3 separate regions of the Homo sapiens genome follow, and regions 2 and 3 are each linked to region 1. Evidence: chromatin loops called from intact Hi-C (ENCODE). Cell type or tissue: chondrocyte. All regions are shown on one strand.

The links. A loop is a pair of places that touch in the nucleus more often than their neighbours do. Peaks named below come from ENCODE experiments on the same cell type or tissue, not always from the same donor. Only the 100,000 strongest peaks of a DNase experiment are listed, where the experiment ranks them.
Region 2: it touches region 1 in a loop (4-fold over the local background); 2 of 110 quality-filtered maps call a loop at or near these places.
Region 3: a loop joins it to region 1, with 3 times the contacts of the local background. A loop is called at or near these places in 4 of 110 quality-filtered maps.

The regions. Positions count from the first base shown.
Region 1 is chr10:368,787-376,786 of GRCh38, reverse strand. DIP2C (disco interacting protein 2 homolog C) reads left to right here. Exons shown (of 37, transcript NM_014974.3): 18 at 7,154-7,293. Among named protein-coding and RNA genes, the nearest start is that of ZMYND11, 240 kb to the right of the region's middle. RefSeq lists enhancers at 3,445-3,952, 6,694-7,633. In chondrocyte, no CTCF peak of the experiment used is centred here; DNase peaks (open chromatin) are centred at 2,256, 3,656, 3,956 and 5,026.
Region 2 is chr10:292,286-300,285 of GRCh38, reverse strand. All of the region lies in intron 32 of DIP2C (disco interacting protein 2 homolog C), which reads left to right. Among named protein-coding and RNA genes, the nearest start is that of ZMYND11, 160 kb to the right of the region's middle. In chondrocyte, no CTCF peak of the experiment used is centred here; no DNase peak of the experiment used is centred here.
Region 3 is chr10:481,603-489,602 of GRCh38, reverse strand. DIP2C (disco interacting protein 2 homolog C) reads left to right here. Exons shown (of 37, transcript NM_014974.3): 2 at 3,073-3,144. Among named protein-coding and RNA genes, the nearest start is that of DIP2C-AS2, 140 kb to the left of the region's middle. In chondrocyte, a CTCF peak has its summit at 4,485; DNase peaks (open chromatin) are centred at 4,835 and 7,863.

The DNA of each region.
Region 1 (8,000 bases):
GGGCATTTTTACCAGTACTGTGAATTTATTAGTTCATTCTGCTGCTGTGAAAAAGAGTGGCCCAGAGAGGAAAGAAAGCAGAGGAGATGTTCTGTGTTCTGTGTGCGTTGTGTGGCTGCCCCGGCACCTTCATCAGGGCTGATTTACGTCCATCTAAAAGAGAAACCTTTGGTGGTGAATGGTGATTCAAGACCAGAGTAGCTGCCCTGTTTAAAAAAAAAAAAAAAAAGACACTTCCTCGGGGTTCTGGCTGCCAGTTCAGAAGGGAAGACCCCCCCTCCCAACCCCACTCTCAAACAGGCTTCCTGGTAACTTCGCATTTTGTCTGGAACCGGAATGCGTGTTCCCAAAGAAGCAACGTTGTGCAGGTGCTTCGACGCCAGCACAGGGAACGTCGTGTGTGGGATGAGCACCACCTCATTCTTGCTCTGTGCCGGCTCCGTCGGGGGCCGAGGTGGGCCTGGGTCCTTCTCCCTGCCGGCTCCGTCGGGGGCCGAGGTGGGCCTGGGTCCTTCTCCCTGCCGGCTCTGTCGGGGGCCGAGGTCGGCCTGGGTCCCCATCTCGCTGCTCTCGCGCCTGCTTTGTCATGTGGGCAGGGCTTCACCTTGAGGATTCCTCGTCTGTAGATGAGAATCACAGCAGTTAGCTACGTCAGAGGCCCGTGTGAGCATTGAGTGGGTTCATACACACACAGAGCTTGAAAGCACGCCTGGTACATAGTAAGAATTCAACAAATGTTACCGCCGTTACATGACTGCAGGCGTGTTTTGTGTGTGGTCCGTTGCATAGAAATGCTGTGTAAAGATTGCTGGGGAGGAGGGGCCTGCAGCTTAACTCTTTCTTCTCTAAATGTGCCGTTGTTGCTAAGCTGAGGAATACTACATTGGAGATCGCCCGTATAAGATAAAAAAAATGAAAGACCTTGTTGACTCACTTGCTTAAGGGATTCAGCAAATGATGAGCGGCACTGAAGCTGTGCAGGTGCAGTGTGGCTCTCTGTTAAGCCCTAGAACTGGAGGCTGTGAGGCTTGTTCACTACTTGATGTGTTTGTTTTGTGTGAATGTCCCAAGCCTGGCCTGGCTCTGCTTGTGGTCAGGAGTAGCAAACTGCAGATGTGTTCATGAAATTTATAGGAGCTGCTACTTCAAGGTGTTATGCGGGCAAGGCTTATGGAATGCTTTCCAGAGGCTGGAAATGCTATGACAAGTCAGTGGTGCAAATGGTTCAATGGAAGCCATAGTGTACATTCCTCGTGAGGCCACATTGCAAGGTCTGGCCTGCTTCTTTCCTTTTTGTTGGTGTGTTTGCATTGTTATAAAGGAATGTGTGAGACTGGGTAATCTATAAGGAAAAGAGGTTTATTTTGGCTCACAGTTCTGTAGGCTGTAAGAGAAGCATGGCTCCAGCATCTACTCAGCTCCTGGTGAGGCCTCAGGAAGCTTATGATCATGGCAGAAGGCAAAGTGGGAGCCTGCATGTCACATGGTGAGAGATTGAGCGAGCAAGAGAGAGAGAGAGGAGGTGCCCAGCTCTATTCTAAACAACTAGATCCCACGTGAACTCATAAAGTGAGAACTCTCGTGTTACTGCGAGAACAGGCCCACCTGCATTGTTGGACGTCACATTTCAACGTGAGATCTGCAGGCAACAAAACATCCAGACTCTGTTGTCCTTTAGTTTTATTTTGTTTCCCTTTTGCACGTCATCGTGGTATTGTATACACAGGTACGTATTTTGCTCCTTCCATATCTCCAAGAGAGGACTCTGCCTCCTTACATTCCTGGAGATCACTGAGATGGTCCCTCCTGGAATCCATATTCTTCATGAGACACACAAAGCTGTTTGGTCTTGAACACCATTTCACATGGGAACTGAGTTTGGAAGTTGATGAATGGGCGGATACCTTTATTAGCCATTTTTTAATGTACTGATATTGATTATTAAGGTGGATGTTTTTTAAACCCCCTCGAATTCTGCCTATGGGGACTGTTTCTTCCCTTCCTCACCTCATCTACCTACTTGGGATTTTTACTTCTTAGCAAGGTGTTGATGGAGATAAATATCATCTAAGTTTCTCAATAATACAGGGAACACAAATTGGACCAACAAATGGTGTTTTACTGAACAAATTGGGAAGCATTTTAAGTGTTGGCAAGAGTGCAGAGATGGGCACTGCTGAGCAGCTTGGCGCTGTGGTCAGATGCACAGATTCTGAAGCCAGACTGAGATTGGCGCTGGCTCCACTCCACAGCAGTGGCTTTGGGTAGCACTCAGCCCTCCTCGCCCCTGCCCCTGTCTGCTAAACAGGGAGGGTCATGGTGCTGCACCCATCTCCACAGGGTTGCTGTGCAGAATAGGTCATTAAATATATAACCACAACACAATACAGCCAGTGTGAGGTGCTTTTCTAGTAGATGAGAAAATAATACTCCTGTTCTGTTAGTGGGAATGCAAAGTATGTTATTTTGGGAGGATATTTAGGTCTTCTTAAAAATTTAAGTATATGTGCTTTGTGATGCTCCATTTTCTTTCTAGGTATGTATATTACAGATACATTTCCAGCTGTATAAAAATTGAATGAAAGAAAATATATGATCTTATATTTGTATTACTAAACACTGTGTGTAACAAACCAGCTGAATTCAGTGGTGCACACACCTACACAGATGCACACCCACACACAGACACATGGAAAGATCTGCAGATATGTTTAGTGAAGAGAGTGAGTTTTAGAATGTTGGGGTGATCAGATCCAACACCAGGTTGTTGGGGTGACAAAGTATGGTGGAGTCAAAGGAATGAGAAAAGACAGTTTGAGAGAGAAATTGGATCCGGGGGGCTATTGCGAGTATGGAGGCTGCGAAGGCCCTGAGCTCTGGAAGCCCAGACTATTTATTGGTGATCAAACAAAGAAACAGGTGTTGAGAATGTGGGGCTTGAAAGGGCAAGCGCATGATCTTACAGCTGTGACGGTTTAGCATTTTCTTTGAAGCATGTGGAACATATTCTGCTTGAGATAATGGAGAGCAGGTTCTTTTAACTCAGGATACAATCGACCCTGGGAGAGCAAGGAGCCAGCAAGTCTAGACACATTCCAGAGCCACAAGCCCTGGATTCTATCCAAGCCACGAGGGATTTTATGCCCTGGGCTTAGTTTATGGTGTGTCAGGGCAGCCTTCCACCCTTTAGCACAGAGCTTGGTGTTCCAAAGACCACAAGGGGTTTTAGACCGTGGACCCCAGACATGTTCTGAGACTCTTACATTATGTCAGACCTGCAAGCCCTGCCGCAGCTTCTCCCAACACTCAGCTTTTCTGCCAACATAGAATAAGCATCATCTTGATTCTGCTTTTCTTTTAAAAATCAATGTATTGGTATACATACATATTTTATACTTAACTGCATATCTAGGAGTCTAAACTTTGACATTAAAAAATCTGTATGTGGTTATTTGTGGGGCATAGGATTGGAGCAGAAACAGGGACTTTGCCTTTTGACTGTGATGTTTGCCTTGTTCATACTAAGAATGTGCTGACGTTGGTTGTGCTGTTTGCTTCTAAGTTTTTATAAAAAGAAGAGAGCAGTAGACTGATTCACTCAGTGTCCTGGGATCAGAGGCAAAGACCAGGGAGGGGCGGGCACTCAGGTCAGCAGGGGCTATGCTCTGGGTCTGAGTCCTGCCGAGCCCCACCACCCACTTGGGCAGTGAAGTCAACCTTTCTGTGCCCGAATCTTCTCATCTGAAAGTGAGGAATAATAGCCATAGGCTTATGGTGAGTTTTAAGCGAGTCCCTATGCATGAAAGAGTCAGAACCATTTGGCACACGGAGGGTACCCCTGGGGCACTGGTTTGCCATCTGGAGGGGGAGGCATCAGCACCACCAGGTCAGAAGTTAAGGGGTGGCCCCAAACACCACGTCTGTGGGGAGGTGGGGCTGTGAGGCTGCCAGTGTGTCAGGAGTACCCGCGCTTCTGTGCCTGCCTGTGTGCCGGGAGCTCCCGCGCTTCTGTGCCCACCTGTGTGTCGGGAGCACCCGTGCTTCTGTGCCCGCCTGTGTGTTGGGACCTCCTGCGCTTCTGTGCCTGGCTGTGTGTCGGGACCTCCTGCGCTTCTGTGCCTGGCTGTATGCCAGTGTCTTGCACATCTGCAAGGAAAGAATCCCGGGGCCGTGCGTTTTCTCCGACTAGCAAGGGAATCTATCAAATATGAATAAATGTACAGTGGAAGGTTAAATTAATGAAGGTTAACGTGGCTAATATGAACATATTCAGCCTCCTGGAACTATCATTGTATAAGCATAACTGAAAAGTTCCTATAGCAAACACAATTTGTAATCTTAACATATTCAATTATTAAATGTGCAGGTCTTATTTCTCGTTAACTGTGTTTAAACATAGAAAAGAGGATCTTGGCCAGGCACAGTAGCTCACGCCTGTAATTCCAACACCTTGGGAAGCCGAGGAGGGCAGATCACTCGAGGTCAGGAGTTCGAGGCCAGCCTGGCCCACATGGTGAAACCCCGTCTCTACTAATAGCAAAAAAATTAACTGGCTGTGGTGGCGGCGCCTGTAGTCCCAGCTATTCAGGAGGCTGAGGCAGGAGAATGGCTTGAATCCGGGAGGCAGAGGTTGCAGCGAGCCAAGATCACGCCATTGCACTGCAGCCTGGGTGACAGAGTGAAACTGTGTCTCAAAAAAAAAAAAAAAAAAAGGAAAGGGGGTTTTTGTGATTGAGACAATAAAACATACGTTTTTGGGCCCTGAGATAACTTTTTCCCTTCCGGCCCTTGCCCGGCAGGTCAGTGTTCTCAATCTTGGCTAGCCTAGCATTTTGCTTTCATGTGGCTTTTAAAAACAAAAATAAGTGTACCTTAAATTTTTATCACTAAGATAGCGTATTCCGGCTCTCGTAACAAAGTACCACACACTGAGTGGTTTAAACAACAGAAACTTGTCTCACTTCTGGAGGCTGGAGTTGGAGACCCCAAGGTGTCACAGGGCTGGGCGTCTGGACGTGCTGAGGGGGCCCACCCCAGGCCTGACCGCAGCCTCCCTCGGGTGCTGCTCAGCTCAGCCCAGGCCTCACCCCAGCCTCCCTCGGGTGCTGCTCAGCTCAGCCCAGGCCTCACCCCAGCCTCCCTCGGGTGCTGCTCTGCTCAGCGATCCGCCCTGGGCCTCACCCCAGCCTTGGGTGCTCAGCTATCCTGGATGGGTACCTGTCACTCCAGTCTCTGCCTCCATCGTCACGTGAGCTTCTCCCTGTGTCAGGACCTCTCTTTTCTCTTACAAGGACAGAGTAATTGGATTTAGGGTCCATTCTAACCCAGTATGACCTCATCTTAACCTGGTCATAAGATGGCCCTGGCTTACGGTGGCTCAACTTCAATTTCCGCCTTTACAATGGGTTTATCAAGTTGTAAGTCCAGGGGCATCTGTGTCTGAACAGCCCCTGCATCCAAATAAGCTCACAGATACAAGGGGTGATCTTTTGCGGGGACACGATTCAACCCACAGCAGATGCTGAAGCTCACAGTGCCTGACTTCCACGCTGATCTTTGTAGAGGACTCTTGTAGGGTGAGGGGATGGTGCAGGGTGAGGGGATGGTGCAGGGTGAGGGGATGGTGCAGGGTGAGGGGATGGTGGCAGGACCACTGACAACACCTGTGTTTTCATTTTGAAGTTTTGATTTGTTTGGGGTCTCTAGGAATTAAAGGCCAGGAGGATAATGGAAAGCCCGGGGATCTGAGCTCGCCCTATCTAGGTAGTTCCGTGTGGGTTTTCTTATTTGGGGAGACTTTTCTTTTATATCTGGTTAGCTCTATCCTTTTTGATTCTTACATCTAGAATAATTCTTTTTCCAGAGTCTTTCATGCTTTTTTCAATACACCAGTTACTTCATTCAAATGAGATCTCCTTTTCCAAATATTAACTTTTATGTTTCCCCATTTATGTCTTCAGTTTCATTATAAACCATAATATTTTAAAGTTAAACAGCTAACTTATAGTCCAGCTTTTAGGTCTGAAGTGCGTTAAAGATTTATAAATGGAAAATTACAGAAACAATGTGTACCTAAATTGTGGTGACTCACTTAGATAACCGTTGAGGAATTGTTAGTTTTCAGGAATGTAATCCGTGATCTTAGATTTTAACTTATTTGTTCGCAAATTCAGTCAGCAGCTATTCATTGCTAGACATTTTCCAGGGCTGGGATGCAGCAGTGAGCAAAACAAACTGTGGCCGCTCTTGGGAGAGTTGGGTCTGAGGGAGGAGGTCGCACAGGTAGTCAGAGGTGTGTGCTGTGGGGTGGGCACACTGGGTGGGGGGTGTTTTCTGAGGGGACAAGAAGTCCCCTGGAGACAGGGAGAGGGCCGTGTGGACGTCTGCCGGAGGAACGTCCTGGGTAGCAGCGAGAACCAGCACAGAAGCCCCAAGGCGGGAGCAAGCTGGGGTGTCCGGCAGAGGAGGTGGGGTGGGCCCCAGCGTGGTGAACGTGTGCGCAGTGGTCTTCTGAAAACTGCCTTATGCGGACCCGTCTTCTCCTGACCCACAATGCATTCTACAGCTTGCCTGCCACCCAAATAGTTTTCCTTAGAACTTGGCAGCCACAATGGCACAGCGTAAATCTTATTTTAGATTCTTATAAAATTGGGCATACGCCCAGGCAGTCTGCATCTGAATTGAGGCTGGACAGTCAGGATTTCCATCATTGCTGTTCAGTGGTTTTGTCTGCATTCTTGGAGTGGATGCACCACCCTCCAGACATTTGCAAAACTAGAAGAGCAGACCGTGGAGTGAGCAGGAGCCGGGAGGAAAGAGAGAGCTGGTCTGTGCAGGGCCTGGAGGGAGGGGAGAGAGAGCTGGTCTGTGCAGGGCCTGCATAGAGGGGGCAGGAGAGGAGCTGCGTTGGTAGTTTACGGGTGTTCTTGGGATTCCCTGGGAATGTAGAGGCGGAAGCAGTAGACTCGCTGCCAGCTGTTCATAAACAGAACGAGCATCCCCTAATGCAGCCACATGGGCAGCCAGCACTGTGCCTGGGGTGCCAGCACTGTGCCCAGAGGTGCCCAGCCTGCCGCATGTGTGCTGACTGCACATCTGTGATTGTGATGGCTTATCTGCTCCTGCATATTCAAGTTAAAAACTGTCATTACAGGCCCACGGATGACAGTAACCAGCCCCCGGGCCGGGGTGTCCTCTCCATGCATGGACTGACCTATGGGGTCATTCGTGTGGACTCGGAAGAGAAGCTGTCCGTGCTCACCGTGCAGGATGTCGGCCTCGTGATGCCTGGAGGTGAGTGTGGGTCGCGAGCTGCACAGATTAACCAGTTATTAAATGCTTTTCTAACACATGTCACCAAAGCCTGCGTTCCCACGTTCCCGCGTTCCCGTGGTGTGCCCTCAGGCTGAGAGCCTCACTCCCAGTCTTCTGAAGTCTTTGTTAGGCTTCAGACATTTGAGGCAGTGTTCCCTCTCCTGGTAGACGATCAAGAAGATGGGGAAGGGCAGCTTTGCACACTGGGACCTCAGGCTGCTCTTCCCTGGAAGGCTTCGGGGCCAGTGCAGGGTCCACACTGGTGCCTGGGCAGCTTCCCTTCCCTCCCCCAGAGGACGTGCCCATCTGTCACCCTAAGGCACTAGCCAGAGTGGGAACAGCCAAGCTCGGCTTCCGCCAAGGCAGACACATGTGAAAATCAAGGAATGTGAGTTTGTGTGACCATGAAACCTGTTTTCAGCAGTAGAGACCTTTTTCCAAGTCTCAGAAGCCTTTTCCACAGATGCATGAGGAAGCGCCCAGCTGCAGGGCCCGCCGTGCCTCCCCACCAGCCCCACGAGGAGCGCCCAGGCACCTCCCAGGAGCCGCTTTACCATTCTTAGGGTGCACACGCTTGGCGCTCAACTCATGGGGTCACAGGCAGCATCAGCCCCTGGCTGTTTGGCCCCAGAAAGGGAACCCGTCTCTTTTCTCAGCTGGGAATCCTGGAGCCTGTGTCTCCTGCT
Region 2 (8,000 bases), 77 kb after region 1:
ATATACCACACTTGGCTCATCCATTGTCTGCCGATGTTCACTTGGGTTGCTTCCACCTTTGGGCTGCTGTGAACATGGGTTTATAGATACTGTTCAAGACCTGGTTTCAGTTCTTCTGGGTATATACTCAGAAGTGGAATTGCTGAACCATACATTAGTTCTATTTATATTTCTGGAGGAACTGCCATACTGTTTTCCACAGCCGCTGCATTGTTTTACCTTCCCGCCAGCAGTGCACGTGGGTCTGGTTTCTCCGTGTGCTCACCAACAGTAGGTGTTTTCTATTTTTTTGAGAGTAGTTATCCTAATGGGTGTGAGATGGTATCTCGTTGTGGCTTTGGTGTGCGTTTTCCTAGTGATGGTCTTGTCGAACATCTTCTCTTGCTCACTGGCTATTTGTATACCTTCTTTAGAGAAATGACTATTCAAGTTTTTCCACACTTTTTAGCTGGAGTGGTTTCTTTGTTTGGTTTGCATTTAGTTTTTTTTGGCTATTGAATTGTAAGAGTCCCTTACACATTCTGGATATTAGCCCCTTAACAGATATGTGATTTGCAAATCTTGCTTTCATTTCCTGGGTTGCGTTTTCACTCCGCTGATTCTGTTCATTGTGTCCTTTGATGAACAGAAGCTTTTAATTTTGATGTCCAGTTTATCCTCTTTGTTTTCTGCATATACTTTTGGTGTGGTAGCCAAGAAATAAATGACATATCCAACACATGACTGTTCCTTTAACAGTCTACAGTTTTATCTCTTACATTTATGTCATTGATCCACTTTGAATTAAATAATTTTAAATATTTTTTAAAGGCAGGGACACTATTCTTCAAAAATGTCAACGTCATGAAGATAAAAAAGACTTTGGAAATCTTCCCAATTAAGGCAAGCCAAAGAAATGACAACAAAATATTAAGCCTGATGCTAGGGTGAGCCCTGCACTCAAGGCGGAGCTGTAGGGACATTACTGGAGTAATGGGAAGAATTGGAAGAGAGGCTATAGATTAAATATTGGATCAATATTAAAATTACTGAAACTGATAACTGTTCTGTAAGATAGTATTCCTATTCTCAGGAAATCCACACTTACCTTGATGTATTTAACTTATCCTCAAATGGTTCAGAAAAAACTGTGTGTGCACATTGTGTAAGATGGGGTGGGCAGTGCAAAGTATAAAGCAGATGGAACATAATATTAACAAGCAGTGAACCTGGGTGTTAGAAGTGTTCTTTATACTGTTTTCATTCTTGCAAGCTTACTATCATTTTGAAATTAATTTGAAAAAATTTTTACACATGCTCATAAACATATCAAATCTATAATTATTTTTCAAGTCTTTCTAGTCTTACTCAAAAAGGGAAAGTTGATCCACATTAGTCACACTTCATGGTGGAAAGTGACGGAAACCAAGTTGGACCATTTCAGCAAGCGAAGATTGAAGTAGGAGAGAGGTGCCTGAGGAACTGGAGGGTTGGGTGGAGGTGCAGCCCAGTGACAGGGAGGGTCTGGAAGCAAAGCCCAGAAGATCCTCAGGAGTCCCCTTGTCACCTTGCTTCTCTGCCCTGTGCACACTTCTGTGCAGATGGATCAGCTCTCTGTGCTCATTCCACCTGGGAGAATGCTGCAGCCCCACGGTCATTAGACCTCCTCTGTCAGACGGCTGCCCATCACAAGCTAATGGGCCTGAGGCATGGGCTTGGTCACCCAGAGGCAGGAGGCTGTGCCCTCCATGAGGCCAGCAGTGTCGCATCTCAAAAGCCAAGAAGAGAGCACACACCCTCTCCTCTCTGGCATGGGCTGAGCAGAGCGATGCCTCCAGAGAGGGCATGTGGAAGGGACGGGGAAAACCTGCAAACGTGACCCAGCTAAGTGCGAGGTCACCATCAGTGATGAGCAGGGGGGCTTTGATATGACGCCATGGGAAGGGCGCTCATCTCTAAAGCCCTTTTCCAAAATGCCTGTGATCCGTGTCTACCCATGAACAATGTTAGACAAGTCCCAACCAAAGGGCAGCCTACAAAACACCTCACCAGTCCCCTCAAAACCGTCAAGGTCAGCAAAACAGGGACATTTCTGAGAGACTGTCACAGTCCATAGGAACTCAGGGAGACGTGACGGCCAATTGTCATGTGGAATCCTGGGTAGGATCCTGGGACAGGAAGGGGATATTAGGGGGAAATGAGGAAGGCTGAGTAAAGGATAGATTTAAATCGTCTCACTGTTGGCTTACTAATTCTAACTAATGTTGGATATGTGCGCATTCTGAGACTGGGGCATATTGTAGGGCAGTGTGGGAGCTCTACCATCCTGCTCAATTTTTCTTAAATCTGAAACTCCTAAAAAGTGTATTTTTAACTTTTTATAAAATTAACACATAATTGTGCAACTCATAGGGTATATGTTTCAATACATATAACATGTAGTTAGCAGATCGGGATATTAGATCGGGAGCGTGCATCATTTCTTTGGGAATGTTTGGTATCTTCCTCCTAGCTATTTGAATGATAAATTACTGTTAGTTATAGTCATCCTGCGGTGGTACAGAACACTGGAACGTATTCTTCCCAGCCAGCTGTGATTTTGTTTCCTTTAACAAATCTCTCCCCATCCCTCCCTTCCCAGCCTCCAGTATGCACTGTTCTACTTTGTATTTCTATGAAATCATCTTTCTTTAGCTTCCACATATGAGTGAGAACGTGTAGTATTTAACTTTCTATTCCTGGCTTATTTCACTTTATTTAGTGTCCTGCGCTTCCGTCCATCTTGCTGCAGATGACAGGATTTCATTCTCTGTTATGGCTGAATCCTATTCAATGTTATATACCACACCTTCCATATCCATTCATCTGCTGTTGGACTCCTGGGTGGATTCATATCTTGGGTATTGTGAATCAGGCTGCAGTAAACAGAGGAGTGCAAATGTCTCTCCAGTACACTGATGATTTCATTTCCTTTGGATAGGCGCCCAGTAGTGGGATTGTTGGATCGTATGGTAGTTCTGTTCGTAGTTTGGTGTGTGTGTGTGTGTGTGTGTGTGTGTGTGTGTATGTGGTGGGGTGGGGGGGGGTTGGTTTTGTTTTGTTTTGTTTTGTTTTTGAGACAGTCTCACTCTGTTACCCAGGCTGGAGTGCAGTGGCATGATCTCGGCTCACTGCAACCTCTGCCTCCCCGGTTCAAGTGATTCTCCTGCCTCAGCCTCCTGAGTAGCTGGGACTACAGGCCACTACGCCCAGTTAATTTTTTTTTTATTATTATACTTTAAGTTCTAGGGTACATGTGCACAACGTGCAGGTTTGTTACATATGTATACATGTGCCACGTTGGTATGCTGCACCCATTAACTCGTCATTTACATTAGGTATATCTCCTAATGCTATCCCTCCCCCCTCCCCCCACCCCACAACAGGCCTCAGTGTGTGATGTTCCCCTTCCTGTGTCCAAGTGTTCTCATTGTTCAATTCCCACCTATGAGTGAGAGCATGTTGTGTTTGGTTTTCTGTCCTTGTGATAGTTTGCTGAGAATGATGGTTTCTACCTTCCTCCATGTTCCTACAAAGAACATGAACTCATCCTTTTTTATGGCTGCATAGTGTTCCATGGTGTATATGTGCCACATTTTCTTAATCCAGTCTATCATTGATGGGCATTTGGGTTGGTTCCAAGTCTTTGCTATTGTGAATAGTGCCGCAATGAACATACGTGTGGATGTGTCTTTATAGCAGCATGATTTATAATCCTTTGGGTATATACCCAGTAATGGGATGGCTGTGTCAAATGGTATTTCTAGTTCTAGATCCTTGAGGAATTGCCACAATGTCTTTCACAATGGTTGAACTAGTTTACAGTCCCACCAACAGTGTAAAAGTGTCCCTGTTTCTCCATACCCTCTCCAGCACCTGTTGTTTCCTGACTTTTTAATGATTGCCATTCTAACTGGTGTGAGATGGTATCTCATTGTGGTTTTGATTTGCATTTCTCTGATTACAGCTTATACAAAAATTAATTCAAGATGGATTAAAGACTTAATGTTAGACCTAAAACCATAAAAACCCTAGAAGGAAACCTAGGCAATATCATTCAGGACATAGGCATGGGCAAGGACTTCATGTCTAAAACACCAAAAGCAATGGCAACAAAAGCCAGAATTGGCAAATGGGATCTAATTAAACTAAAGAGCTTCTGCACAGCAAAAGAAACTACCATCAGAGCAAACAGGCAACCTACAGAATGGGAGAAAATTTTTGCAATCAACCCATTTGACAAAGGGCTAATATCCAGAATCTACAAAGAACTTAAACAAATTTACAAGAAAGAGTCAAACAACCCCATCAAAAAGTGGGCGAAGGATATGAACAGACACTTCTCAAAAGAAGACATTTATGCAGCCAAAAAACACATGAAAAAATGCTTATCATCACGTCTAGCTAATTTTTGTATTTTTTTAGTAGAGATGGGGTTTCACCATATAGGCCAGGCTGGTCTCGAACTCCTGACCTTGTGATCAGCCCACCTCGGCCTCCCAAGGGTATGTGTGTTTTAAGGAGCCTTCATACTGCTCTCCATAGTGGCTGTATTAGTTTACATTCCTACCAACAGTGTATAAGAGTTCCCTTCTCTCTGTATCCTCACCAGCATTTGATATTTTTTGTCTTTTTGATAATAGCCTTCTTTTTTTTTTTTTTTTTTTTTTTTTTTTTTTTTTTTTTTTTTTTTTTTTTTTTTTTTTTGAGATGGAGTCTCGTTCTTTCGCCCAGGTGGGACTGCAGTGGCGCTATCTCGGCTCACTGCAAGCTCCGCCTCCCGGGTTCATGCCATTCTCCTGCCTCAGCCTCCTGAGTAGCTGGGATTACAGGCGCCCGCCACCGCACCCGGCTAATTTTTGGTATTTTTAATAGAGACGGGGTTTCACTGTGTTAGCCAAGATGGTGTCAATCTCCTGACCTCGTGATCCACCCACCTCGGCCTCCCAAAGTGCTGGGATTACAGGCGTAAGCCACCGCGCCCGGCCAATAATAGCCATCTAACTGGAATGAGATGATATCTCATTGTAGTTTTGACTTTTGCCTCCCTAGTAACAATAAGTATAAGCAGCTGAGCCGTCCTTGCTGCTGCTCTGCCTGTGGAGTAGCCATTCTTTTATTTCTTTATTTTCCTAATAGACTTGCTTTCACTTAAGAAAAAAAAAAGACTTCCACTTCTCTGATGATTTGTGATGTTGAGCATTTTTCATGTATTTTCTGGACATTTATTTCTTTTGAGAAATGTCTGGATCATTTGCCCATTTTTTAATCAGTTTTCTTTTTGTTTTTTGGGTTTTTCTTTGCTGTTGAGTTGTTTGAGTTCCTTATATATCCTGAATATTAATCCCCTGTCTGGTGAGTAGTTTGCAAATGTATTCTTTTATTCTGTAGGTTGTTTTTTCACTTTGTTTCCTTTGCTGTGCAGAAGCTTTTAAGTTATTTATAATCCTATTTGCTTATTTTTGCTTTTGTGGCCTGTGCTTTTGAGGTCTTATTCAGTAAGTATTTTTTTAAAAACGAAGGAGTTCCCAAAAATAAATTTTTTTTTTAATTCGATGCAAGTGAATGTCATGGAAACTTTATGAATGGACATAAATTGATAAACAATTTATCCCACTCTTTGCCACAGAAACGTTAATGCATTTTTTTCTTCTCTTTTTTTTTTTTCTTTTTTTAGATGGGGTATCACTCTGTCACCCAGGCTGGAGTGCAGTGGCATGATCCCAGCTCACTGTGACCTCTGCCTCACAAACTCAGTTGATACTCCCACGTAGTTGGGACTGCGGGTACACACCACCACACCTTGCTCATTTTTGCATTTTTTGTAGAGATGGGGTCTCGCCACATTGCCTAGGCTGGTCTCAAACTCCTGGGCTCAAGTGATCCTCCTGCCTCAGCCTCCCCAAGTGCTAATGTTACATGCACCCAGCATATTGATGCACCCAGAGTATTGATGCATGTGATTAGGGTCTTAGGTAGCAGGGGTCTGTGCTCGGGATTAGCGTTCAGAAATCGAGCACCTCTGAAACTTGGAACCCATCTGGCCTTGGAAGAAGATGGAAGAGGGCAGTTTGGGCTGCAAGGTCGGCTCAGTCCACACCTGCAAATGGTGTCTTTTATGGGAAGAAAACACAGAGCTCTCTTCCACCCGAGGGAGAGAAAAGGGAAAAGGATGGACAGAAGAGTTTGGATTGGAGAGGGTTAAGTTTACAATTTTATAAATGAAAAAAGTACACAAAGTATGCTTTGGTACTTCATTTGTGCAATGCGGTTAGGTTAGATGAAAACATTCCTCTGTTTTCTCTCGTTGCTCATTTTTTGGGTGATTGGTATCTGTTTCTGGACTTCCCTGATCCAGATCTTCTTCCCCTTAGCCTTTTGTGGTGGCCACCGTGGGCCGTCTCATGCAGTGTCTGTAGCTTTTGTTAGGGCTTGAGTCCTGGGAGGACCTCCTGTAGAAATAATAGTGCATTTGTTTTTGGTTTTGTTTGTGGTTTTGGATGTGTGAACATGATGCCTGTTATTTTTAAGCACTGTTGTTCCTTGTGATTTTAATGCTCTTATGTGCTTCACTGGTTGCAAAGTAAGTGGCAAGATATTAAAATCCCAACTTTGACAGTAACACTTGCCTCATCCTCTGTGTACCTTAGCTGCCAGGAAGCTGCAGACTAGACTCAGTCACAGCATCTCTGTTAATTAACTTGAAGTTTTTGAGTATTTAATTTCCCCTCTATCTTTGGGGATTTTTAAAAGCTTATTGTTCAGATGGTCTTATTATATTGGGTATTTTAAATGCTTCAAATTAATTTTGGAAGAAGGTGTAGTTTAAAATATTAAGTAAAAGTTTTGGTTGTTTTTTCAGCGGCACATTCATAAATGCCATCCTCACACGGTGAGCGTGGCTGTGCTGCAGCTCAGCTTTCCATGACCGGGTTTCCCTGCGTCCTGTTTGCTCCCCTTGAAATGCCACAGAGTTGGCACTGAGGACAGCACCAGCTCCGTCTGCATCTGGTCTGTCACGCTGGTTTTTGAGATTGAAGGTGCTGAGGATGCTGGACCCTTCAGGTCATGAGTGACCATCAGGCCAGTGCTGAGTAGTGGTGTGGGCAGGCAGGGTGGGCTCCCAGTGGATGCTCTGCTGACATCTGCATCAGATGCCCCACCCCAGGGCATTGGTCAGGGGCTCCAGCTGCACTGGTCCGAAGCAGTTGTCTTTCTGGCGGGGGCAGTGCTGCCGTATGCCGGCGCACTTCTGTTGGGGTAGAGAATGCTATTTGTTTCTTGGTTGTTTTGACGTCTCCAGAGCTGGGGTGCTGATGGATTCTCTGCCAGCTAGCGGGTGCTGCCAGGGGGTGGTGGTCCTAGGCAGAGGGCAGCTGTGCTCATCCGCCTTTGCATGGCTCAGACAAGGCTCCTTGCCCCTGGGTGAGAATCTCAGTTGGAGGAAGAAAGAGTCTCTTCTGTAGCTTTGCAGGGAAGGATTAGTGAGAAGTTCAACCATGGCTCTCTTTAGACAAATGATGAAAAACCTGATTATCTCAGCAGCACCTTCCCACCTGTTCCCAGGAGGCCAGACGTGTGATGCCAGGAGGCACGAATGAAGAATGAAGACCTCACAGACCTCTTGTGACAGCCATGCATTCGTTCCCCACTCGGTTGCACGGCGCCATCAGGGCTTCAGCCTTCCGAGACGTCGCTTCTAGCAAAACAGGTTGCTAAGTTTGAGTCCATTTGAGGGCAGTTCAAGGACAGGGCAAGTTAGAGGCTAGTAGCAAGTTCCCTCATGTCAACTCTCTATCTCTGCTTTTCTAGCAAAAGTCCGAACTTCAAGTCCACTTGACAGCGTAGGATGAAAAGACAGTTTATTCCCCGCAAGTCCAAGATTTATACTGGACTGGAGAAGAAATAAGGGGTGAGACAGAGGCCAGGCTGGAAGAGTTTATTCAGACACACAGTTAAATTGTAACCTTGATGTGAAAGTA
Region 3 (8,000 bases), 110 kb before region 1:
CTGTGTCCCTAGTGTGAAATGGAGGAAGCACCAGGCACTGTCAGAGCCACCGTCTCCCTAGTGACAGCGTGGCATTGATTGAAGGTCAGGCCTTGGGCCCAACCCAAGAAGCTGTTCAGGGAGGATACTGTGTAGTCAGCCAGCTAGCTTCTGCCTGTCAGTCTCTCACCTCCCACCACCTGCCATCTGTCCATCATCTCTGTCGTCTGTCTATATGCATCATCTATTATCTACCTGTCACCTATGACCTGATTGTATTCGCACGGGAAACATTGGTTCTTCAAAATAAAGGACGGCATGTAAAAGTGCTGCTAGAAGGTTTGCTCATGTAAACCTGCAGCGAGTCTATCATGGGAATCTGGTGGACCTCTGTCTACCAGATGCTGAGGCAGTCCAGAGTTAAAAATAACTGGACTTTTTCCATGAAAACGTAGCAGGAGTTTGTGAGCCATGAGCTTTGGGGCCTGAGTGAGCCTGGTCTCAGGGCCGTGGCATCCAGCGCTTCGGCTTTGGGGTAGCATGCACATCAAGCCGTCGTCTTCTGCATTTTGGGATAGAATCATCGTAAGTTTCCCCTTTGCCCGCCCCCCAGTAACTGAACAGGTAAATGATCACCCCGCGTCTGCCCAGGTCTTCAGCGCACTCCCAGCCAGTCACTTACCTGCAGGTCTCTCTGCGTCAGGCACAGACGTCTGTGTGTGTGGTACATGTGGTACACGCAGGAGCACCCTGGCTTCAGTTTGTAAGACAACTGGGTTGGGGCACAGTTCTATGGGACATTGTCTGGTTTTAAGGATAACTGTGCATGTGTGTTACAAATAAACCATGAACAGTCATCCACGACATCACGCAAGCTACAGCGTGTGATTTATGCCGTGGGTACCCAGAGGCGTCATCCATGCAGGGCAGGGGCTGGGAGAGGGCAAAGCAGGAAGTAGAGTCCCGTTTCCTTCGGAGAAGGGCACTTCCCAGGCAGGTTATGGAGTCAGGAGGATGTACGGGGCGTGAACATGCGAGGAAAGCCCAGGAAGCCAGGGCTGCGGCCTCTGGGCACCACACCAGCTTTAGAGTGGAAGACTCTAGGTGTGGTTTTCATGGGACATGGTTTTGGAGCTGGACAGAGTTTTGTCTTAGATTTGTGGTCCTGGGTGAGGAACGTGAGTACCATTTGTGCCTCAAATTCTCATCTGTAAAATAAGTTCTTATAAGGATTAAACACTTTCATCTTTGGGGATGGGCCAGCAAACCCTCCTGTGAAGAGCTGCACTGAACTGTCTTGCCTTGCAGCTCGGCAAGGAGCAGGCCGTGAGCACAGAGCGTGTCTCCAGAAGTGGCCTGGAAGCTGGGCTCAGCCTCGAGACTTAGTTCCCAGACCCTGGTTTGGGGGAAAATGCGGGGCATGGAAGTTACTCAGTGCTGCCACCCTTTCCCACCTCCTAGGTTTTGAGAGATGATAGTAACCTAGGATTTATTAAAGTCTTGTCTGGAAATTTTCTTTGCTGATTGACTGGGGGCTCGATTTAAATCAAGCACGTGCACATGTGGCTGCTTCTGTGGTTCAGATTTTGGACATTGTTTGTAAAACGGGTTAACAAGGCATTTCCAAAAGCAACTGAGCGTCTCCGTAGTGGGCAGCTGATGGCTGCCGGTGTGGAGTGCCCGGCAAGCTTTAACATTTCTGCAGAAATTGTCCTTTGTTGTCAGTGGCCAGCTACCTAGTTAGCATCGGCTGGGCACGGTGGCTCACGCCTGTAATCTCAGCACTTTGGGAGGCTGAAGTGGCAGATCATGAGGTCAGGAGATGGAGATCATCCTGGCTAACATGGTGAAACCCTGTCTCTACTAAAAATACAAAAAATTAGCCGGGCGTGGTGGCCAGCGCCTGTAGTCTCAGCTACTCGGGAGGCTGAGGTAGGAGAATGGTGTGAACCCAGGAGGCGGAGCTTGCAGTGAGCTGAGATCACGCCACTGCACTCCAGCCTGGGCGACAGAGAGAGACTGTCTCAAAAAAAAAAAAAAAAAAAAAAAAAAAAAACACTCATTGATGGGCGGATGCGGGTTCCGTGTCATTTGGTTCTTGGCTCCGTGTTGAGACGTCAGCCTTGTGTTCCGTGGGGGAGACGAGAACCTGTATCATGAGCTGTGAGTTGGTGGAGGCAGCCGTGGAGGCAGAGGCAGCATCCGAGACTGCCCGCCTTTCACTAGGAAAAGTGAGTTGACCAGCTTGTGTGTGTACCTTGATAACTTTTCATTCATTTGCTATATTTTTGTTAAAGCTTGAATTTTTCACTCTTCTTGGAATTATGGTTTGATCAGTCTTAGAAAACAATACAACAGATCCAAAAAAATGAACAGCGAATGAGTATTCTGTGTGTGCTGGAGCTTGTGAATGGGAAGGGCCTCTGTGTGTCGATGAGGTGGCTTTGTCCTGTGTGCTTGCGCTGGCTCCAGGAAAGGCATGGCTGCTGCGCGTCCGTGGCTGTCTGTGAGCTTTAACATGTGGATTCTTGCCTCACCACAAGCACCTTTCTCTTGTCTTCTGGATTTCTGCAGGTTTCACACCTTTTGCTTCTTCCCTTAGCCTTTGTCACTCCTTTTTCAAAAACACTGTGGCGGCTTCAAGTCCTTGTGACCGACCTGCTTGGTTAGAAAACATCTTGTTAATGAAGAAGATGCCAATAGGTGCTGGTGTCGGCCATCCCGGCCCTGGCAGCTGCAGGATCTGTCGTTGACTGAGTTAACGAGAGCCCCGGCCACCAGGCTTGGCTTCCTGTGCCAGCGGGTGGGGATGAGATGGCAGGGGTCTAACCCTGGACCCCATCCGGATAAATACAGAAGGGGCCAGAAACAGGCGTGTGTTTAACAAATGAGTTTTAGTGACTTACATGCTGTGGGCTTTTGTTCGAGAGCAGGGGAGGAACTGAAGTTGTTTGATGTGCAGTGCTTGCTTTTAAAATTCTAACAATGAGGCACACAGAAGATACTGTGATAACTGTGTCTTCTTGGGCACCGTTGAATGATAATGCTCTATCCACGGAGACCATACTGAACTTCATTTTCCTTCTCTTGCAGGTGACATCACACAAAAAGGATATGAAAAGAAGAGGTCAAAGTTAATTGGAGCCTACCTTCCGCAGCCTCCGAGTAGGTAACCCCCATGAGTAGCATGAGTCCTCTCATTTCCCGCATTCACTATGTGCCAGAGAAACATCTGGAGGCAGACGCTCCCTTGCTTCCCAGTCGGCAGGAGGAGGCGTCTGGCGTTCACCCTCCAGGCATTCAGTTCCTTTGAGTGATCACACGTGCTGTGTGAATATACAAGGCACAGAGGATTTTTCTATAAGTGTGCCTAATAGGTGTTTTCTCTATAAGTAGAGATCGGTATTGGGTTGGTTACTTTAAAATGCTATAATCGTAAAAATATGAGTGCATTAGTGATTTCAACATATTTGGTTTAGAGAGCTATTTATTACTATTGATTCTGGTTTAATCCAAGGCTTCTGTTGGTGGCACAGGCCAAATCTAGACAGTGCTGTGATACCCCGCCCAGGACTTGGCAATCGTGAAAGCTGGTTGTGTGTTGAGATGTGGTTGCAAACATCCATGATGATTCTTGAGAAGGGCAGTCGGTTTCCCGCCAGCGTTTCTACGTGTGCAGATTGGCAGCTTTCCTGCACTTGAGCTGGGTTCTGTAAATGTCAGGAAAAAGAATCTCATATTAGATGGGGATTCTAGCACCTCAGTTCCCAGCTGGCAAGCTCAATTCAGCCCAAGAGCGACCTTGAAAATTTGGTAGGCTTGAGGAATGGCTTAAAGCTAACACAAGCAGTTTCTTCCTCAAACATAAAGGCTAGCAACATAAATTTTAAAGGTGGAAATTGAACTTGCATAGTTCTTACCATTGAAAGAAGATTTTAGAAGGTTTAAGGATGCACATGTCCACACCTGCACAAACCCCGATTCTGTTCTTCCCGAGGCCCGTCCGGGTCCTGTTGACTCAGTAAGGAAAGTTTCCTGAGGCTCAGGCTGCAGGAAACGGTGTGGAGATTCTGCTATTGGTAGTTTTGTTTTCATTTCGTGTTTTTCTTGCCTTGATTTTTGAGACAGTGATGTAACAGTGAACATGTTTCTGTGGACCTTGCTTAGCAGAGGCTTAAGTCAGGGATAGACGCCGAGGAACCCGAGAGAAGGGGAGCAGAGGGCTGGGCTGGAATGCTGGGGCGAGAGGCTTCAGGGCAGTGCTGGGTAGATCCCCTGATGGCCTGCGCCCCCTCCCTCATTCTCTTCTCGCAGAGCCATGGGGCGACAGCTGCCCCCGCCCTGTCCCTGTGAGTTCCCCTCTGCAGGTGCCCTCATGTGCTGCAGAAGGTGGGGTCTGACTGTAGGCCACGGACGCTGTTGGTTTTAACTTTCTTGCCTTGCCAAACAAAAGTGAAACAGAAGCGGTTCCTCGCTTGCCAGGACGGTTCTCCAGCGCACCGTGCCTCCCGCGGTGGCCCTGGCCTTAGCCGGGCGCAGAGGGCGGTCGTGCCCTGTGGTCCCCTTGGTGGTCTGTGTGCTGTCCTGCATGGGGTCGGCAGCTCTGCTCAGCGCTGTAACAAATTTAAAAAAAACTAAAGTTTGAATTAATTAGTTTTTTTTCAACTTGTTACAGCAGCGAATGGAGCTGCCGTGGTTCGGTGTAGACTGCAGCACAGTGAAGGAGCGCCGAGGAGAACATTCCGCTCTGCCCACATCGGGGTGTGCGACGTCCGAGAAGCTGCGGCTCGGGAGCGGGTGGCCAGCACCGCAGGGAACCGGCCTCTGTTTTACTTTCGTTTCGGTGAGCGCTGCTTTGCTGAGAGCCAGCCCCACAGCAGGGTACACATTAGAAAAGGGCCACCCGCCGAGTGCCATCCCGTACAGACGTGTAGGGTGTGGCCTTGGGGGCCTGAGGGTCCCATTCTCCAGTGAGCCAGGTCGCTCCACAGGCCCAGAGCTCGCCAGAGACCAGGTCTGTCCCTGTGAATCAGGGCCCAGTTCTGCGTTTCCTATTGAAGTAGAACGTTGCTTTTACAATTCCCCTTTCTCAGTTGGGCACCACTTAGAAAACACTTAAGAAGAATGCGTGACAAATTATAAAACTTCTTAAAGCCACTGGTATTCTACAGACTTTCATCTTATAGCCAAAGACCCAATTAAAGGATGAGCTGATGGGTCTTGGCCTCTGAGATCTGCTAGAAGGAGTGATTTTGAGATTTCCATCTCCAAAGAGCAAAGTAAGGGTTTTTGAAATAGAAAAAGCAGTTAATCATAGAGTATGTTCTTAGAGGTAAGGATTCTGTTCAAAGGTAAGAATTACTTTGGCGGACAGTATTTTGAATACAGGAATTTCATGATGCAAAAAGGGAGTTCAGTGCATTTTCCACCAGAATGAAGAAAATCATATGCAGGTGGAAGTTTTAGGTTCGTGTTCAGGGTTACACTTCAAAATGTGTTTTAAAATCACATACAAGGCCGGGGGTGGTGGCTCACGCCTGTGATCCCAGCACTTGGGGAGGCTGAGGAAGGGGATTGCTTAGGTCCAGGTGTTTCAGACCAGCCTGGGCAACAAAGGGAGTCCCCGTCTCTACAAAAGAAAAAATTAGGCATGATGGTGGGTGCCTGTGATCCCAGCTATATGGGAGGCTGAAGCAGGAGGATTGCTTGAATCCAAGAAGTCAAGGCTGCAGTGAGCTATGATTGTGGCACTGTGTTCCAGCCTGGGGGACAGAGCGAGACCCTGTCTCAAAAAAAAAAAATTGGTAAAATGAAGTCATAGAGGCAAACTTTATTATTACAGTTGGCCACTGGGGTCTCAGAAGAGGACACCCCGCCTCGCCTCCTGGCCTCCACTGCGTTCCTCCTCTCTGGGCCCTCTCAGGAGCCCTCTCTGGGCTGATTCCCTCGCACCCTCTCAGGAGCAAGGGGCAGAGCTGATGAGAAGGCGACAGGGCTGGGTTTTAGCCACGAGGTCCATTTCAGAATTTATCTGCCGGAAACGTGAGGAAAACAGGAGAAGGACGGCCCGGGCCGCCTGATTGAGGCCCAGACACCAGACTCAGGATGGGGGGACTCCGGACAGCGGTGCTAGGGCCCCAGCGAGGCTGTTTCCCTGCCGACCTTCATTTGGAGACGTTGCTTGTGACACGCAAGTGTGCACCATGTGCAGCTGTCCTGGGAAGCAGCAAGGAACGCAGACGTTTCCAAAGCCGAGGCTGCTTTCTTGGTTGGCCCCATGGGACGTGACTTCCTTTGTGCAGGATCTTCGTGGAAAACATCTTTCTTTCTTGTTCCCCTGTGCTGCTGCGCACTTGCCTGTAAGGGGTTTGTGTTCTGATTAACTTCCACCCTTTTTTCCTAACATTTACATTCCTATTCCTCCAGAAACTATTCTAAAAGTGTTTCTAGGATGTTGTTTGGGATGCAGAATTACGAGCTACAATGGGGGTTCTGTTCCCTAGGCCAGCCAGGCACGTCCCAGCTGCTCAGGAGGGCAGCGTCTGTCGGGGCCTCCAGTCGGGATTCAGAAGTGAGCGTTGGTGCTGAGCACCTGCCTAAATCTAGTTGAGGAAAAGACTGTCCGGAGCCAGGAAGAAATGTGAGTTATACATGCAGTGAAAGAAGGGTCAGAGAGGGTGCCTGGAAGATCATCTTCAGGGAGAAGACGCTGCTTAGGGAAGCTGCCCACTTCGCTCTCACCCTTCTGCGGTTCAAACCCATCCCTCATCAGTCTCTAAGCCCAGTCAAAGTTGTAAACCTAGGAAATAAAATCCACTGCCTGGCAGCCTCTTCAGAGAGATCTTAATAACAGTGTCGACTTGGATAACAAGGCCTCACTGCTTGTATGACACAGGCCGTGGAGATTTAGAGAGTAAAATTTCAGTGTGGCTATAAATGGTGGAACCTTCTTTGCTCAGATACAGCTCCTCTTTCTCACAGCAACTTCTTATGTGTTTGTCTGTGAAATGTTTCTTGGTATTGAGTGATTTATGAAGATCTGGTATTCCTCTCCAAGCCCAGCTTGCTTTTCCTTCAATAGCCGGACAGCTTGATGCCCAGGTGCAAGTTACAAGGACTCTGTAAGGGGGTTTGTCTGTGCGGCACAGCCTCTCTCCATGAGGTCACGTGAGCGGCCTCTCCAGGGAAGAGGTATCCGTGGTCAGTGTGAGTTAAGCCCCACACTTTTTCCATCATGGGGTCGCGTGAGCAGCCTCTCCAGGAAGAGGCCTCCCATGGTCAGTGTGAGTTAAGCTCTACACTGTCTGCACCGGAGGCCTCTGGCCTGCAGGCTTGCACTGTGCTGTCCAACTGTTGAGTCAAATCACAAATACGGACTTGTCTCAGTTCCTCCCTGCTACCAGGGCTCCCGATGGCCACGCCGCTGTCCCTCCCGACAGCCATGCCGCTGCATCCACATGAGGAACTCTGCTCAGGCCGTGCACTTGGCCGTGTCCAGGTGGCATTTAAAGCTCAGTTTGGATGCTCTGTCCTGAGGGATTTCTCCCCTGATCCTTCAGTCAGACCATCCGGATTCCCATCTCCATGTCGTCCTGTCTCTGAAATACCACTGTCATAGTTGGGTGGTGGTTACTAAACGCTAAGTCTCCACCCCAACCCCCAGCAGCAGTATGTAAATCACCTGAGGCCCCGGCTGCCTGCTCACGGAAAGTGGACATTGGGCAGGTATTTGCTGTATGGATGTGTGGGTGCGGCACGGAGGGGCTGAGTCTGCCTGTGGGGGTGGGCCGGGGCAGCCCTCACTTCCCCCCGCCCCACTGAGTGACCGTCCCTACCGTGGTACGAGGATGGATGTGCAGTGTCCCTGAGGGCAGACGCCACCGTGTCCGCATGATGCTCAGATCCACGTGAAGCCCTGAACAGGCACCGGAGACCTTCCACTGCCTCAGGTGTCTATCTGGGCTGCAGTTTTATTTTTATTCTTGATTTGGGTAAATTTAAATGGCAGATGGTAACATGTA